2 separate regions of the Homo sapiens genome follow, and region 2 is linked to region 1. A link is an interaction called in ENCODE POLR2A ChIA-PET data of the cell type or tissue named here. Cell type or tissue: Panc1. All regions are shown on one strand. Links, peaks and the distances in the headings refer to the core of each region. The heading gives the core; the rest is flanking DNA.

Evidence for each region. Peaks named below come from ENCODE experiments on the same cell type or tissue, not always from the same donor. Only the 100,000 strongest peaks of a DNase experiment are listed, where the experiment ranks them.
Region 2: POLR2A ChIA-PET joins it to region 1 with 6 read pairs; 4 of 35 experiments call an interaction of 5 or more read pairs at or near these places.

The regions. Positions count from the first base shown.
Region 1 is chr9:111,784,681-111,788,680 of GRCh38, reverse strand. SHOC1 (shortage in chiasmata 1) reads left to right here. Exons shown (of 28, transcript NM_001378211.1): 3 at 2,646-2,769. Among named protein-coding and RNA genes, the nearest start is that of SHOC1, 8.3 kb to the left of the region's middle. In Panc1, for the core only: no CTCF peak of the experiment used is centred there; no DNase peak of the experiment used is centred there.
Region 2 is chr9:112,044,241-112,049,477 of GRCh38, reverse strand. All of the region lies in intron 15 of SUSD1 (sushi domain containing 1), which reads left to right. Among named protein-coding and RNA genes, the nearest start is that of LINC02977, 6.4 kb to the right of the region's middle. In Panc1, for the core only: no CTCF peak of the experiment used is centred there; no DNase peak of the experiment used is centred there; H3K27ac peaks cover 3,927 bases.

The DNA.
Region 1 (4,000 bases), core at 1-4,000:
TAGTGAAAAAAAGCACATTGCTAAGTGATATGTAAATGATGTCATCCCGTTTTTTGTCAAGTACTTACACATATATTTTAGCTTAACCTAGAAAAAATATCTGTAGGAAAATACATCAAACTACTACTGATATTACAAGGGGCCTTGACTTTCTCAGTTATGTGGTTCTGTGTTATCTGATACAGGCATACCTCAGCAACAGCAAATATCACAATAAAGTCAGTCATGAGAATTTTTTGGTTTCCCAGTGCATATAAAATTTATGTTTATAATTGGGGGGCTGAGGCGGGCAGATCACCTGAGATCAGGAGTTTGAGACCAGCCTGGCCAACATGGCAAAACCCTGTCTCTACCAAAAGTACAAAAATCAGCCGGGCATGGTGGTGGGCGCTTGTAATCCCAGCTACTCAGGAGGCTGAGGCAGGAGAATAGCTTTTTTTTTTTTATTCTCATTTTTTTGTTTTTGTGTTTTTGAGATGGAGTCTCGCTGTGTCATCCAGGCTGGAGTGCAGCTTGAACGCGGGAGGCTGAGGTTGCAGTGAGCCGAGACCACGCCACTGCACTCCAGCCTGGGCGACAAGAGCGAGACTCTGTCTCAAAAAAAAAAAAAAAAAAAGTTATGTTTATGCTATACTATAGTCCATTAAGTGCAGTAGCACTATGTCTTAAAAAACCATGGGCATAACTTAATTGAAAAATACTTTATTGCTAAAAAATGATAATAAATAATTACCCGAGTCTTTAGTGAGTCATAATCTTTTTGCTGGTGGAGCATCTTGCCTTGAAGTTGACGGCTGCTGACTGATCAGAGTGGTGGCTGTGGCAATTTCTTAAGGCAACAATGAAGTTTGCTACATTGATTCTTTCAGTCACCAAAGATTTCTCTGTAGCATGCAGTGCTGTTTGATAGCATTTTACTCACAGAACTTCTTTGAAAATTAGACTCAATCCTCTCAAACTCTGCTGCTGCTTTATCAACTAAGTTTATGGAATAATCTGAATCCTTTGTTGTCATTTAAACAATGTTTACAGTGTCTTCACCAGGAGCAGATTCCATCTCAAGAAACCCCTTCCTTTGCTCATCCATAAGAAGCAGCTCCTCATCTGTTCAAGTTTTATCATGAGATTGCAGTAATTCAACCACAACTTCAGGCTCCATTTTTAATTCAAATTCTCTTGCTATTTCTATCACCTCTATAGTTATGTACTTCCTCCACTTAAGTCTTGAATCCCTGAAAGTCATCCATGCAGGTTGGAATCAACTTCTTTCAAACTTCTGTTCATGTTGATATTTTGACCTCCTCTGATGATCACGAATGTTCTTAATGGCATCCAGAATGGTTCTCCCTTCTCAAAGGTTTTCAATTGACTTTGCCTAGATCTATCAGAGGAATCACCATCTATGGCAGCTATATCCTTACAAAATGTATTTATTTCTATAAGACCTTAAAGTTGAAATGACTCCTTGATCCATAGGCTGCAGAATACATATTTGAAAACATTAATCTCCTTGTACATCTCCATCAGAGCTCTTGGGTGGCCAGGTGCATTATCAACAAGCGGTAATATTTTTAAAGTAATCTTTTTTTTCCCCCAAAAGTAGGTCTCAACAATAGGCTTAAAATATTCGGTAAACCATGTTGTAAATACATGTGCCATCATCCAGGCTTTGTTATTCCATTTATAGAGCATAGACAGGGTAGATTTAGTATAATTCTTAAGGGCCCTGGGATTTTCAGAATGGTAAATGAGCATTAGCTTCAACTTAAAATCACCAACTGCATTAGCTTCTAGCAAGAGAGTCAGCTTGTCCTTTGAAGTTTGAACACAGACATTGACTTCTTTCTAGCTATGAAAGTCCTCGTTGGCATCTTCTTCTAACAGAAGGCTGTTTTGTCAGAATACACACAACATTTATCAATTAATTTGCTGTCTTATATGGTGCAGTTCATGCCACCCCCAAACAATTACAATGGTAACTAACATCAAAGACCACTGATCACAGATTATCATAACATATAGAATAATAACGGAAAAGTTTCAAATGTTGGGACAGTTACCAAAATGTGACACAGGAAGTGAGCACATGCTTTTGGAAAAATGGCAGAGACAGATTTGCTCATCATGGGGTTGCCACAAAGCTTCAATTTGTAAAAAAAAAAAAAAAAAAAAAAAAATCTGCAGAGCACAATAGAATAAAGCACAATAAAGTGAGGGATGCCTGTTTTTTTTGTTGTTGTTTTTTTGACACGGAGTCTCACTTTGTCGCCCAGGCTGGAGTGCAGTGGCGCGATCTCGGCTCACTGCAAACTCCACCTCCCGGGTTCACACCATTCTCCTGCCTCAGCCTCCTGAGGAGCTGGGACCACAGGCGCCCACAACCACGCCCGGATAATTTTTTTGTATTTTTAGTAGAGATGGGGTTTCACCGTGTTAGCCAGATGGTCTCAATCTCCTGACCTTGTGATCTGCCCGCCTGGGCCTCCCAAAGTGCTGGGATTAGGTATGCCTGTTTTTTATAAGGAGCATGTATTACTTTTAAAGAAAAATCATATAAGTTTCAAAGTATAGAGAATTTTAATATATTCTGAATATTGATAAATAGTACATGTTAAAAGATTTTCTAATCTTTCTTTCTTCCACAGAATGTGGTTAGAAAGAAGTTTTACAGAGATGCTTTATTGCTTCGAATCCCTTCATGTTTATATCAAGATGAAAGTTACCATGTAGCAGTTACTGATAATAAATTTAGGAGGCCATGGACGAGAGGTATGTTTGTTTTCATTTCTTAAAAATGTGTTTTAAAAGCCATTTCAGAGTTTAGCACAGCAAATTATTAAGAATATGCAATGTTTTACTAATTAAAAACTCATTGCATCTACTCATGTCAGAATTCCAAGAAGTTAACAACTTAGTATTTTATTATAGAATTTAGGTAACTAAATAAGGAATTGGAAAGCTTATATTTGATATGAATAAACCAAATAAAAGATATGTAGATGATGAAGACTTAAAATAGTCTAACATTGTAAACATTTGTTTTATTATAATAGAATTTTTCTTGACTATCTGAGGCCTACTTCAAGTTGTAATGGCACACCGAATATAAAATTATTTTTAAGCATATATGTATAAAATAGTTTTTTGTTTGTATCAAGTCATGGACTAGTAAAGAAGTAGCATCCTTGGAGGAGTCAAGTCGGTTAACAGCATTTACTTGGTATATATTATGTACCAAGCACTGTTATAAGTACTAAGGACACAGTACTTAAAAGACATAGAAGTAGTCTCTGCTCTCAGTGGGTTTTAGACTGGTAAGGAGGATACAGCAACAAAACCATTAAATATATAAACTAGTATCTGATATTGATAAATGTATAGAGAAGAGACAGTAATGCTAAGTGATATGAAATTGCGGGAGTAGGGAGTGCTATTTCCTAAGATAGTTAGGGAAATGTCTCTCTCAGGAGGAGGACATTTGAGTTGAGACCTGAATCATGGGAAAGCAACAACCATGAAAAATATGGGGGAAAAGCCCTTCAAGCAAATGCAAAGTTCCTGACTCAAGAACGAACTTGATGTGTGTAAGGACCAGAAAATTAAGCTATTGTGACTGGGTAATGAAAAAGGGACTGAGAAGTAGGCAATTTCCGAATAAGGCTTTGTAGGCCATAACAGTGAGTTTGTTTGTTTGTTTATTTTGATTACAGCTGCAATAGACTGAATGTTTGTGTCCCCCCAAATTTATATTTGAAGGTGGGGCCTTTGGGAGGTGACTAGAACATGAGGATGGAGTCCTCATGAAAGGGATTAGTACCCTTATAAAAGAGACCCCAAAGAGCTCCCTTGACCTTTCTGCCATGTGAGGCCAGCAAGAAGACAGCCACCCATGAACCAGGAAGTGGGCCCTCACTAGACACTGAATCTTCTGGTGCCTTAATCTTGGACCTCCCAGCCTCCAAAGCTATGAGAAATGAATGTTTGTTGTTTGAGCCACCGA
Region 2 (5,237 bases), core at 743-4,742, 260 kb before region 1:
CTTACTTGCCTGAGTCTTCTGCTACTAATCAGCCAAGTGTCTTTGAAATAGTATTTAACTTGGCCAGTTCTCAGTCGCCCTCTCTCTGGGATCTCTGAGATGCTTTCCAGCCACAGAGTATTATGAGTCTGTGATTTCTTGAGTCACAAAGCAAGGTCATTTGATATATGTGAGATGATAATAAGCTGTAATCGGGGAACATTCTCCAGTCGTAAGCATGAAACCTCTGAGTTATTCGGGACTACTCCTTTTTCTCTTTCAGCCCACATTTAGCACCTTGGGCACGCCTCTCTGATTTTCATTTCTGTGTTCACTCCCTGAGCATAGGCCTTCCTACCTGTAGCAGGGATGACGGGCAAATCCTCCTTCCTCATCTCCCATCACAAGAGTTCAGAATTTCCCTCGTCATTCCAGCCTACACACCACCACCTGACTTGTTTCTAAACTCAGAACTGATTTTGTTTCCTCTGCTTCTGTGGTCCTCCATTATTTTTCAGTTTGGCTTCCAAGTCCTCTATTTGACACAAACATACCCTTCTAATTACATCTTTTATTCTTCTCCATTCAAACCAATGTTCCAGCTGTTTTCTGGCTATGGCCCATGCTTTCTCCTCTTAATGTCCTTGCTCATATAATTACTTGACGACTTCCATCTGGATTTCCTGATCACCCACCTGTGAATCTCTGCTTATCCCACCTGTTTTTCAAGATTAAAATCAAATGCCCTTTCTTCCCTGAAGCTTTTTAAATTTTCTCAACAGGGCAGGATCTGCCCTTCTTTGGCTATTCTGCTATATTTTAGAGCAATGGGTGTGCACTTGTTTTGTCTGTCTTCTACTACTAGATTTTACACCCTTGAAGGGCATTTGAAGAGGAGGAACAGAGCCTGGCATGCATTAGGTGTTCAATCAGAATGCACTGAATTGGGCTGAATGATTACTGAGGAAGCAGCAGTTAGTTTTATGGGAAATGAAGCATAGGAGGTGCAATACTTATCAAATAAGCCAGAGAAGACTTACATCAGGATATAAACCTAGTGTGTATGTATACATATGTATTTACTGTATATGTACATATATGTGTATATATGTACATATATACATGCACACAATCATTTTAAACCTTTATAGTTGTGATGGGAAGAATTCTAATATGGTTCCCAAATTCCTTGTCTTTGGTATACATCTACCTTCTCTCAGTTATTCATTCAAAGACTGTTCTAGGTATTGCTGTGAAGGGATTTTGGAGATGTACTTAAGCTCCCGAATAGGGAGATTATCCAGATAGGCTTGACCTAATCACAGGAGCCCTTTAAATCTGGATCTAGAGGTCAGAGATAGGGGAAGTTGGAGCTTCAAAGAATGAGATGGATTTGACATAGGGAAATTCTCCTGCAGCTTGAAGATGGAGGGGTCCACATGGCAAGGAGTGCAGCTTAACAGAAGGAGCTGAGCAAGGCCTGGCTGCAGCCAGTAAGAAAATGGGGACCCTAGTCCTATAACTGCAAGTGTCTTAGTCTGTTTTGTGTTGCTATAACAGAATACTGGAGGCTGGGTAACTTATTAAGAAAAGAGGTTTATTTAGCTCATGAGTCTGTAGGCTGGGAAGTTCAAGAGCATAGTACTGCATCTGGCCTGCTTCTGGTGAGGGCTACATGCTCACCAGAACAATGGTAGAGAAGTGGAAAAGCCAGCAGGTATATACAAAGAGATCATGTGATGACACAGGAAGCAAGAAAGAGTCTAGGAAGTTGACTCATTTTTATAACAACTAGCTCCCTGGTAATACAGCCCCTCCAGAGCAAGAACTCACTCACCTCTGAGAGAGGGCATTAATCTGTTCATGAGGGCTCCAACCCCATGACCCAAATAGTTCCCACTAGGTCCCAACTCCTGACACCACCACATTGAGGATTAAATTTCAAGTGAGTTTCAGAGGATATAAACTCAAACCATAGCAGCAAGGAACTGAATGTAGCCAATAACCTGAATGAGCTTGGAAGCAGCTTCTTCTCCAGAGCCTCCAGAAAGAAGTTCAGTCCACCTGAGACCTTGATTCTAGCCTCGTAAGGCCCTAATACGGTTTTCTTCTATGTACCCACCCAAATCTCATGTCGAATTGTAATCCCCATGTATTGAAGGAGGGGCCTGGTGGGAGATGACTGAATCATGGGAATGAATTACCCCCTTGCTGTTCTCGTGATAGAGTTCTCATGAGATTTGGTTGTTTGAACGTGTGTAGCACTTCCTCCTTTACTCTCTCTCTCTCCTGCTCTGGCCATGTGAAGACTGTGCCTGCTTCCCCTTCACCTTCTGCCTTGATGGTACATTTCTTGGGGCCTCCCTAGCCTTGCCTCCTGTACACCCTGTGGAACTGTGAGTCAATTAAACCTCTTTTCTTTTAAATTACCCAGTCTCAGGTAGTTCTTTATAGCAGTGTGAGAAGGGACTAATACAGGCCCTGAGCAGAGAACCAGCCACAATGTGCCTGAACTTACCACCCACAGAATTCTGAGCTCATAAATGGGTTAAAGCTACCTAAGTTTGTGGTGATTTGTTAAACTGCAATAAAAATGGAATATAACAGTGTTGCTAATGTATCAAGCATTAATCTTTAAATTAATCTTTAAACTTATCTTTAAATTAGTTTTCCACTTTGATTTCCTTTGCCATCTTTGGCTCTGAATGGAATTCAAGTGAGAAGACCCTAGAATAGCAAAGAGAAATTTAACACAGTAAATAGAAGTCACTGTGCTAATTATTATTTTTATTATTATTTACCATTTGGAGAACAGAATTGGTGCTTTCAGGAAGTGACCATGCCCGTGTATATTCATGAAAAAATGTCCACACCCATGGAGCGTCCTCAAGCTGTCACAAAGTCTGAGAGTAGAAATAGGGCCTTTCTAACTTCCTCTTCAGCATGTGATATTTCTATCAGGGAAGGGGTTAAAGATAAGTCCAGCAAGGCCCCATCACTCCTCCTGAGCACTAGCTCTCTTGAGGGAGCCACCATAAAGAGAATGGTGAAGTTTAGTCTTAATGGACTTACTTTCTCCAAGATTGAGTAACTGATGTGGGATATAACACATGAGTGATTCACTTGGGTTTGTAAAAAAATATTCTACAAGTGATTCAGAAGAAAAATAAACATGGTTCTCTGGCATGAGACCATGGAAAGGTAGGGTAACCAAAGGATGGTGAGGCTATAAAAAATACAATTCAAATTTGCCAGTTGTAAATTTTCTTATTAAGGAATTAATGAGGAAAGTCTCTAAAGAAGCTTGTGTGGCAACACTTGTGAGCACTCTTGATTAGATTGACTCAGATTTTTAGAGTATATATGCAAAGTAGACAAAAAGACATATAACCAGGAACTGATCTACCAGCAAGAATCATTCCTGGAGCCAAACCCAAATTGTGCTATGCAGAATAAATAAAGATCATTTTCCAATACTATGTCTAGAGTAAGGAATAGTTGTGCCCAGGTAGATCCTGCTGGTGGATGGTCAAGTGAAAGTCAGCTTCCTTAACTCCTACTTAGCTTTTGTCCTCTTCGTTTGTGAGGGGATAGTTAGAAGAAAGAAAAGAGCTTGCTACCCTACATAGGTTCAAGTCTTCCAACATGGATGTAGCGTATTCTGGCAGGTTCATACAATTTTCACATGAGATGGATAAACCATTGCAAATGATCTTCAATAAACCTTGAAGAAAATGGAGAGATGTAAGAGGACTAGAGATGAGCAAAGAACAAGGAACTTTGTACAAAGGAAGAACCACCAGAAGTGTAGATGATGGTAACTTGAAGTCAAGGCAAAGCAAGGTCTTCAAGTGATGGCTTGTGTATCCCTGGTAGAAAAAACAGCAGTTCCCGGGAGTCAGGAGCTTTAAGAGCAGATTAGGTCAGATTGCTTTCCATTTCTTCTTGCACAGAGTCAGTAATTGGTCAGGGAAATATGGCACGCATAATAACAATAATGTCCTTGTGGACAATGTGGGGACATGAGAGCTGTATGTGGGCTTAGAAACAAGCTGAATGGCTATGCACAGTTGATATCAACTCATTAACAATTATTGATGAGTTGAAATCAAACCCAAGAATATGCATGATATGGATTTCTGTCCACAGTCATCTTCAGTTCAACATATTCATCAATCAGTGATTAAAATATACAGAGGGTTAAAGTGTAGAGGAAAAAATACACAGAAAAAAACTTGATGTCAGAAGTTGGAAGGAATACTGGGTAGATCGGATGAAATGCCAGTGCAGTAAAGTACCAGCTCCCCCGTTCATCTCCAGAATTGTATTTTCTCTTAAAAACAAAACAAAACAAAACAAATCTAGTTAATTAGTCCACCAAGATGGCATTTAAAAAAATGTTTCTGAGTCATGCACAAAGATGGCATCTTAATGCCTTAATTTGCATTTTTATTACTTGTAAGAGAGCATTTGCTCAAAGTTTTATTGATCATCTGTAATCATGTTTTTCATGTGATTTACCTTTTCGTAGAATTTTCTCATTTCGCTATTGAGGTATGTCTTTATTAATCTGTAACACTCTCTGTATGTTAACTTCTTGCCCATTATTCTAGATATTTTATCCAGCTTGCCATTTGCCTTTTAATCTTGCTTATGGTAGTTTTTGGTATAAGAAGTGCATGCTTTTTAAAGTGGTTAAATCTCTCATTCTCTTAAGGTTTCTGTGTTAACGAATATGCTTAGAAATTTCTTACCCCCTTTAATATTAGGTAAATATTCACTAACATTTCCTAATCCTTTTAGGTTTCAATTTAAGTCTGTAATCCATCTGGATTTTATTTTGATATATGGTGTAAGCTCTAGTGATCAAAATTATTTGATTCTAAATGGTTAGCCAATTTTCTCAGCACTGGTTATGAAAAATTTATCATTTCCCCAATGATCTGAAACAGTATCAAAACAACAAAAACAATAATAATTAACAATAGCTAACATTTGCTTATTGCTTATTCTGTGCCAGGCACTGTTTCAACCTGTACTAACTCACTGACTTCTCCCACTACCTAGAGGTGGGTAGTATTGCTATCATTCCCATGTTATTACAGCATCCCTCAGTGTGGGGACTGAGACACAGAATGGATGAATAACTTGCACAAAGTCACACAGGCAGTGGTGGTGTTCAGATAAAGACTTGGACATCTGACTCCAGTATTCAAACTTTGAAAGTATTTGATATGCTTGGATTTGTTTCTAGGCTA